Linked DNA regions of Homo sapiens: region 2 is linked to region 1. Evidence: chromatin loops called from intact Hi-C (ENCODE). Cell type or tissue: CD4-positive, alpha-beta T cell. All regions are shown on one strand. Each heading gives the region's core, and the rest is flanking DNA. Links, peaks and the distances in the headings are about the cores only. Region 1 overlaps DRC11 (dynein regulatory complex subunit 11). Region 2 overlaps COPS8-DT (COPS8 divergent transcript).

Region 1 (4,385 bases), core at 129-4,128:
GTGAAGGACTGCCATGGGGAAGAAAGGCAGGTTTTGCTATGTTTGGCCCTGAACGTAGAATGAAGGCTGTTCTTTCATTTCTTCCTTTATAAGACATTTACAGAAGAGCTTGGTATGCCAGGCACTGTGCTAGGTGCCAGGGTCACAAAGAGTAATAATGCAGGGTCCCTGACCTCCAGGAGCCCACCTGTGGTAAGGGAGAGCAGACCTGAGGTTGAGGGTGCTCCAAGGAAATCAGGGTGTCAGTGAGGGGCACCAATGACAGAAAGTGGGAGAAGTGGGCGGGTGGGGGGAACCAGGAACGGAGACCGCAGACAGTGGTTAAAGCAGACAGGTCTTCCGAGATCTCCAGAAGATCAGATGGTCTGGAGAGGGGGAAGCACCCTTCCTGGGCCAGGAGCCAGGGCACAGGGTGAGGTATCCTCACCTGGGGCACATGGGGAGCACCTGGCACTTCTGGAAGGGGTCAGAAAAGTGCACGGCCATGCTACAGAGGTTGCTTGTATCCTGGAGGCTGTGGAAGTCCTGGAAAGGACTTTAATCAAGAATTTTGATCCTTTTTATGTTACAGAAAAATCCCTCTTGGGAGTGTGTAGAGGAGGATGTGGTGGGAGCTGTGCTGGCCTTGGGGAGCAGGCAGGTGTGGGCGGTGGGCACAGTGAGGACAAGGCCCAGGCAGGGAGGTGCTGCGGGGCTGCTGTGGGGAGAAGATGAGAGCCCGCAGCGGGGGATAGGCAGGGCAGGATGGGGAGGGCAGGACTGGCCAGCCTCAATGACAGTGGGTTGTGGGTTGCAGGAGGGGTCTCGATGCTAGATGCCCAGTGGATGGTAATGAGGGGGTCAGTGCCAGCTGCCATGAGCCCCTGGGCAGCAGGGCAGGCAGGGAGGGCTGCTGGGGCCAGAGAAGAGGAGAGAGGCAAGGGCAGAAAGGGCCTCCGAGGCCACAGCAATGGCAGTGGACGCCTCAAGAATGGATGGAAGGAATTCTCGAGTAAAGGGGGACAGTAGATGAGGCCGGGAGAGGGTGACAGAGAGCCCGGGGCCACACAGGGAAGACGATGATAGAGGAGGAGGTCCGGGCTGCCAAGGGGCAGCAGCCGTGGATAGAAGGGATGGGTCTGGAGCGATAGCTAGCCTCGAAGCCAGGGGGCCAATGAGCAGGAGGGGGGCGGCCAGCGGTGGCCTGTGCTGGCCAGAGAGTTTGGTAATGAGGAGGTCACTGGTGGCCTTGGCGGGGAGTGGAGGGAACAGAGCCAGGTGACAGGGAGAGCTCCTTCACAAAGACGGGCAGACAGTAAGCCTGGGGAGGACGTGGCGCATGGGGTAGTCAGTGCCCAGGAAATGTCTGGGGATAGCGTGGGCTAGGGACAGAAGGCAGGAGGATGGGCTGGGAGGAGAAGGGCTCATCTTCCTTGCACCACAGACACTGGGGGATAGGGTGGCTGCTGCTGCAGGAAGTGTGCAGGCCAGACAAGAAATGTTGGCAGGCGCATCTGCTGGGAATAAAATCTGCCCTTAGAGTTTGTGGAAAAGCAGTGTTCTTTAGTAAAAATCTCAGAATATACTGAATGGCATAAACAACACCTCTTCTCCCTCCACCTAGAATCAACCGTTGAACACTTCCTGTCCTTACAGATCCTTTACGAAAATGGGATCTTGTTCAACACATACTGCTTTACGGGCTGCCTTGTTCATGTCATATGAAAGTTATTTCTCCGTTATCATTTTAACAGGAAGCACCAGCATTACGGTTCTAATTAATCCCCTGGTTTTGAATGTATAGATGGTTTCCATCTTTTACTACCCCAAATAGTACTTATTTAGGGCACCTGGCTGAGAATTTCCTTAGAATGACTGCCAGGAGAGGCTTCCAGGTGGAGGGGCCTGGACATTCTGTGCGTGTCGTTTTTATGCGTACTGTCACACTGCCCCCCCAGGGGTTCCATCTGTTTACACTCTCCCCAGGAATAAATGAGGGCTCTGGCTCTCTACACTCTTCTCCTCGACAAGTATTAATAGTAAAAAACTCTCTGCCAATTTGCTAATGAAAAATGGTATCCTTTGCTTTTCTAATTTTCATTTAGCTATGAAAAGGCTTCATTTAAATTACCCACAGATAGTTTGAGGTCACGGACAATTACATTAATTAATTCGTAATTGAACTTTCCAGAGTTCTGTCGGGTAGTTCACGTCACCTGCCAGTAGAGGGCTCTTCGCTACTATCAAATATCACTAGAGGGTTTTTGTTGTGTGTCAATTATGAAATAAAGACAAATTTCCACCGTGTGCCTTTTCAAATTCTAGGAAGTTCTAGCAAACAACTAAAGACGTCTCTATCCACATGCATTTTATGGGCTTGATCTTTTGTATTTTCCAAAGAAACACTGTCAAACATTCACCATCAGAATTAGATTCTCAGGGGATAATGGCTCAATTAAAACCTGTTTGTGTTTCGGCATGCATGGGTTATGAAGATGCTCTGCCCAGATGACCCCTGGACGTTTTGGAGGTTCTCTCTGAAAGGATCCTATTTTGCTTGCCAAGGAGAACTGCAGGAAAAAAAACAGCTACTATTTTTTTCAGCTGATGTGTCTCGGCTGAAACTCATTCATTCATTCATTCATCCCACACATATTTACGGAGCATCTGAGAGCTCTGTGGTGGGAAGCAGGGGTGTCTGGGAGTTGGGAGACACGGTCCCTGCCTGTGGAGGGTGCAGCTGCCTGTGTCTGAATGGGTGTCGCTGAGTGAGGTGCTGCGGGGTTAGGGGTTAGGGAGGGTGCAGGGGCGTAAGGCTTATTTGCAGGGGGAGGGGGCTCACTTTCCCATACTGTGGTCACTTGGATTCTGTTTAAATACTTCATATGACATTTTGGCCTGCATTTCCACTATTTAAAAATTACATTTTAAGTTTCTATTTCCTTGTAATACCTTTTATGTACTTGCGGAGGTTACTTCAAGTCCTCACTGCAATTAGCTGGATATAAACCATAGATGATCATCAAAAGAAGGGCAGAGGTATACTAGAATGAGAAGCCTGGCTGGGCTGGTAAACTGAGGCAAAGCAAAGAACTAGAGAGGAGCTGGGATGCAGGGGCTCACAGGAAAGACTGGGCACAGTAACTAGGAGGGGACATGCGTGTATGTCTGTGGTCAATGTGTGTGTGTGTCAATGTATGTGTGTGCATGTGCGTATGTTAGTATGAGGTATGTTAGTGTGCACATGTGTGCGTGTGTGTGTATGAGTTTATGTTAGTGTGTACATGTGTGCATGTGTGTGCATGTGTGTGAGTGTATTAGTGTGCATGTGTGTGTGTGGGGGGCAGGTTGGTGCTAGTAACAGGAACATGTTGATGCAATTAGTGCTTATCCAGACTGTGTTCAATGGGAAGGTGTTGGATGGTGGGGGGCGTCAGGCTTACAAACCACCTGAACTTAACTCTTGAAGCCCCGTCTCCTCCCCAGCCCACTGCCCACCACACTATGGCCAATGAATTCTCGCCAGGTGGAATGGACTCTAGCCAGCTTGGAGAAGCCTGTGTGCAAAGCCATTCTCAACTTCCCAAGGTACCTCCATCGCCCCCACCCCGAGTGTTTCTGGGTTGCCTAAACATTTTGAATGCTCGTGGCATCAAACCCTGGTCCCGCCTTGTCCCCACTGCCTGATACACAACACCTGCGGATGCCACTCTGTGTTTTTGGTGATTGACAGCCTGCAGAGTGTGTTTCCACACCTGACTGACACACAGTGCCCGGGGCCTCCACAGCCTGATGCCCTCCCTGTGTGGGGTGCTCCCTGTCGTCACTGGACAGGTGGAGTGGGACATGTATCCCGGGTCCTGGAGAAGCCTGGCTCTCTTGTTGCCTTCCTCCTGGGAGTCCCCTTCCCACGGCAGCCTCTGACACAGCTGGACCCGGCTACATGGCCCACCCTGGTCTAGGGGCCTTTCTTTTGTGTTCTTTTTTCTCCTTCTTTCTTTGCAGGTGCATGTGTCTGAATTCCGAGAAGTTTCCTATGTGTCGGGGTCTAGGCTCCCTCCCCACCCTGGGCCCCTCCCGGGTGTCTGGTTTGACGTGGCCTCCCAGGACTGACACCGATGTTCCAGGCAGGGGAAACAATGGCAGAGGCCTCGTTGGCCGTACAGACGCCGGCATCCCCACCCACAGTGGGTTTTGATGGACTCTGGGCGCTAGTGAGGTGTCTGTCTGTGTTCCTCACTGTAGCACATGGTCAGTGTGGCCCACTGTGGGGCGGGGAGAGTGGGGAGGCCCTGCCTATGTGGGAGCAGGCTATGTGGGCGCTCTCTGCACTTTCTCCTCCCTTTTGCCAGGAACCGAAAACTGCTCTGAAAAATAGTCTATGTAAAAAAGAAAAGGTTCTGCAG
Region 2 (4,385 bases), core at 87-4,086, 670 kb after region 1:
GAAATTGGAGACAGATGTGAAGAACAGGTTTGGTGGAAACATCAGAAGTCTGATTCAAACATGGTGAGCTTCAGATGCCCACTGAATGTCCGAGAGCAGCAGATGTCAAGGAGAAGCTCAGGTGCACCAGTCTGGAATTCAAGGGGAAGGCCAGGGCCAGCGAGTATATTTGCCAGTGGTCAGGATATAGATGATATCTAAAGCCAGGAAACAGCATGAGGTCCCGTAGGGGTGAGTGAGGACAGAAAAGAGAGGGGCTCAGAGGACTGAGCCCTGATGACTCCAACGATGACCAAGGATTACCTTGACTTTCAAGGTCAGAGAGATGAGGAGGAGCCTCAGCTGTGCTTGGGGGTGGGGTCAGCTGTGGGTACGGGCTGCCCAATCTGAGGAAGGTGGAGAGCATTTCAGGGAAAAAAGAGAGAGGCTCCAGCTGGATCTGAAGCTGATGGGGAGGTAGAGTATGACGAGGGCCAAAATCCTCCTTTAGATTTGGTGACTGGGATGCCAGTGATTATCTTAGTCAGAATACCTTCAGGGTGTGGCAGAATCAAAGCTAGGCTGTGGCTTCTGAGATTTCAGGGGCTTTTGGAGGAGGAGGAAATGGAGGTGGTGAACTTGGACAAACATTTAAGAATGTTTGCTACAAAAATTACAATGATGATGATGGTCGCTCACTAATATCCATCATCTATTCTAAACACTTTACATGCATTGAATCAATGGAAAGCAGCACAAAGAGATAAGGTGGTTTCCTGACACTAAACCGGGTCCCAGAAAGGTGTGTGCCTTTGGCTGTGGTGTGTGTGCAAATACCTGAAACCACAGAGCAGGTGGACAGGCTGAAGGGAAGGAGGCAGTGACAGAAGAAGCAACAGACACCGGGAGGAGGGGATGACTGGGAGCCCCAGAGCCTGGATCTATTGGATGGAATTCAGAGCCAGACAGAGGGACTCACCTGAGTGAAGAAGGAGATGCACGCTCTGTTCCCAAAGGAAGAAGGGAAGAGTGGCGAGAGAAATTTCATTAACTTACTAAGAAGGAGGCCAGGAGGCCAGGTCATTTGGAGGAGAGAGATGAACAGGGTATGGGAGATACTGAGCAGCCGCAGATGGCCTCATTGGGAATGGAGACCAGGTGGGCTGTGTCTACCAGAAGTGCCGAGCGGCCCGAGAGCAGGGGGCCCAGGAATGGATGAGCAGAGTATCGGTGCCGAGAAGTCACCAGAGGAAAAAGAAACTGAAGGGAGGAACATGAAAGAGGATGGAGTGACGGCCCACAGGATCGGGCTTGGCAAGGACAGAGTTAACCCTGGTGGGAAACATGGAGTTGGGGAGGGCAAGGAAGGGAGGAAGGATCTGAGGGAGCTCATGGGGGAGTGCAGTGTGTCCAGGGACAAGAAGGAGGCATGGGAAGCCCAGGGTGCATTCATTTCAGGGGTATTTGCTGAGAGGCCGCTGTGCACCGTGCACTCCCTCGGAGCCCTGGGCACATTAGGAGGTGGCATTTAGAGTGGCCTAGGGGGCAAGAGCCGGAGTCACAGAGTAGATGAGACTGCCCAGGAGACCATGAGTTAAGAGACAGGAGACTCAAGGGTAGAACTTCAGGGGAAATGTCTCTTCCATGAAAGGGGTGAACAGGAGAAGTTGTGCCAGAGCCCTAGGGAAGGAGGAAAGCTCCCGACCCCCAACCTCTACCCTACCTGCCATCTGCCCACTTCCATGAGCTCCATGAGTGAGCCCTGAAACACAGGGGAGGAGAGAGGTTACAGGGTAAGGGGACTGCATCTGACCACCTGACTGAGGAACAGTCTTCCTCTACAGGAAAGTCATTCTCCCCTTCTGAAGGTGCGGCTTAGAGACGGGAGGACACTTAGGAAGCAGTGAGAAATTGGATATGCAGCCACCAAGCCAGGGCAGCTGAGTCCACCTGGTGGCCGGTGGGTGACATGAAGGCAGTACTATCATCTCAAGTGATTTCAAGATAGGTTGCAGCAAAGTTATCAAAGATGGTCAGTATTAATGACGGCCATGGAAGCTCCGATTTGTGTAGACTGGATCTTTTACTAAGTCCTTTCAACATCCTTCACCTCATTTGATTTTCACCATAGCCATGTGAGACTTGACCTCTCAAAGATGGGAAAGTTGAGGCCAAAAGAAGATTTAACGAACTCGCCCAAAGACACACAGCTGGAATGAAAGTTATTTGAAAGTGACCCTTTGCAATGGGAGCCTGAAGATTGTTTAATTTATTGTGCACGGTCCTCTTTTTTTATGCTATGTGAAATGTCAAGAATAATTTCCTTGTAATCAACAATGTTCATTTCTTTGTTTCTTTCCCTTTTACTGCCTTTTCAGAAACTCTGCTGATGTCTTTTGGAAGCGTCTATTCCAATGAGTCTTTTCCAGCTTTCCATTATTGGTGAGGTGTGAGGGAACTAGTCACTCCCCAAAGATTACCAGAAAAGTTCATTTTCTAGTTGAGTTGGGAGGTGCACCTCAACCAGGAACATGGAGACTTCCTGCTGGTTTCACATGGAGGCCTCCCGCCTTCTCGTTTATGCCAGTGGGGCAGTTATTGAGTTGGGTAAAGATGCTCTTACTGGTCATACAGGGTATGTTGAAGAAATGAAAATACAACTTAGATAAGCATTCAGTTCATTTCAACCAATATTTTCTAGGTGCCTAGAATGGGAGCTGTTTGGACAAAATGGTGCATGGGGATTTAACATTCCCAAGGTCAAACAAGGCCCGGGTCTCTGGGTAGCAGTCCAGGGACAACCAGCACCACCACAGATGGCTTCCCAGGCAGAGGGGAGCAGCCTTGCACAGATACAATAGTTATGTGCTTTTAGGGACACACACTCCTTAAAAACTGAAGTATGGAATCTCCAGGAAAATGTACATGCATGAAAACTTCTACATATAATTTGTGGAGTTTTATGACAGTCAGTATTCCCTGTACCTCAGACTAAGAAGCCCTTAAGAACCTGGCTCTTTTTTTTTTTTTTTTGAGATGGAGTCTCACTCTGTTGCCCAGGATGGAGTGCAGTCACATGATCTTGGCTCACTGCAACTCCTGCCTCCTGGGTTCAAGTGATTTTCCTGCCTTAGCCTCTTGAGTAGCTGGGATTATAGGTGTGCACCACCACATCTGGCTAATTTGTGTATTTTTGGTAGAGATGGGGTTTCACTGTGTTGGCCAGGCTGGTCTTGAACTCCTGGCCTCAAGTGATCTGCCCACTTCTGCATCCCAAACTGCTGGGATTATAGGCGTGAGCCGCCGTGCCTGGCCGAAACCCTGATCTTCTGAACAGACTCAAGGACAAAGCAGATACGTGGCAAATTTCAGCTGTATATCACAGAGTTCTACGCCCGTTTCTGCAGCCTTTGAAGGAAGGCCATGGCGACGCCTTGTAACATCGGTCTCACCCCCACTTCACCCCACCCCACTCCTTTCCCTGAAGTAAACCCTCCTCCCTGTCCAAGCCAAGCTCCAGCGCTCACCCATCCTCTGGGCCCTCATGGCATTTTGTTGACACTCCGGTTAAAGCCTTGCTTCCTTGTCTACCTGGGTCTCTCCCCTAGGAAAATGTGAGTCCCTCGACAGCATAGGAACAACACCTTGTCCCTTGCACTTCCCACTGCCTGGCAGCCCAGAGATGCTTAGTAAATACCACTTGTGCCAATGGATGCTTAAATGGCTCAGGCACCAATTTTGATTGTTTCGTAATTCTCCAATGTGATTAAAAGTCATTTGCTGCTTCAAAACTCAGAGCAAAAGTTATTTTACAAAGGCCTGTTAAAATGACACAGTGGTGCATGGTCTAATGAGTCCTTGCACCCCAATGTGAAGCACCCCAATGCTCTGAAAGCTTGCTAAAGCTCTTCTTCTGAAAGCCAACTGTGTCCGCTTCTCATGGTAAAGTTTTACAGTAGACTTTGGCATAAGGTAATTCCATCCTACGGGACCCGAGCCAAGATGTAAGCCCCTGGTTTAAGGTTATATCTCCTTTGTGCACTTAAAAATGTGTTAAGAGAATAGATCACATGCTTAGTGCTCTTAACACAGTAAAAAATGGGGAGACACAAAGAAATTTGTGGAGGCAATAGGTACATTTATTATCTTGATTGTGGTGATGGTCTCAATGGATATGAACATATCAAACTCCTCGAACTGTGTACATTAAATAAGTGCAGGTTTGTATATTAATTTTAAAAACAGCTCAATAAAGCTGTTTTTTAAACAGGTATTTCTTATATAGGCAGGGCCTGGGGTTAATGGAGGCAGGGGCGCTGGGATGTGCTGGGAGGGAGGAGGGAACAGGAAAGGCTGGGAGAACAGGAGGCCCTGAGAGGACCTAGGGGATTTGAGGGTGAGGGAGG

The links. Hi-C counts contacts between places; a loop is a spot of excess contacts. Peaks named below come from ENCODE experiments on the same cell type or tissue, not always from the same donor. Only the 100,000 strongest peaks of a DNase experiment are listed, where the experiment ranks them.
Region 2: it touches region 1 in a loop (21-fold over the local background); 59 of 110 quality-filtered maps call a loop at or near these places.

The regions. Positions count from the first base shown.
Region 1 is chr2:236,351,036-236,355,420 of GRCh38, forward strand. The region is part of intron 15 of DRC11 (dynein regulatory complex subunit 11); the gene reads right to left. It overlaps LOC105373945 (a long non-coding RNA gene), which reads left to right. Exons shown (of 5, transcript XR_007088138.1): 3 at 3,466-4,230; 4 at 4,332-4,385. Among named protein-coding and RNA genes, the nearest start is that of IQCA1-AS1, 38 kb to the right of the region's middle. RefSeq lists enhancers at 645-1,146, 1,147-1,646. In CD4-positive, alpha-beta T cell, for the core only: CTCF peaks have their summits at 2,206 (motif pointing right) and 2,409; a DNase peak (open chromatin) is centred at 2,216; H3K27me3 peaks cover 518 bases.
Region 2 is chr2:237,025,694-237,030,078 of GRCh38, forward strand. All of the region lies in intron 1 of COPS8-DT (COPS8 divergent transcript), which reads right to left. Among named protein-coding and RNA genes, the nearest start is that of COPS8-DT, 58 kb to the right of the region's middle. In CD4-positive, alpha-beta T cell, for the core only: CTCF peaks have their summits at 1,940 (motif pointing left) and 2,140; a DNase peak (open chromatin) is centred at 1,918.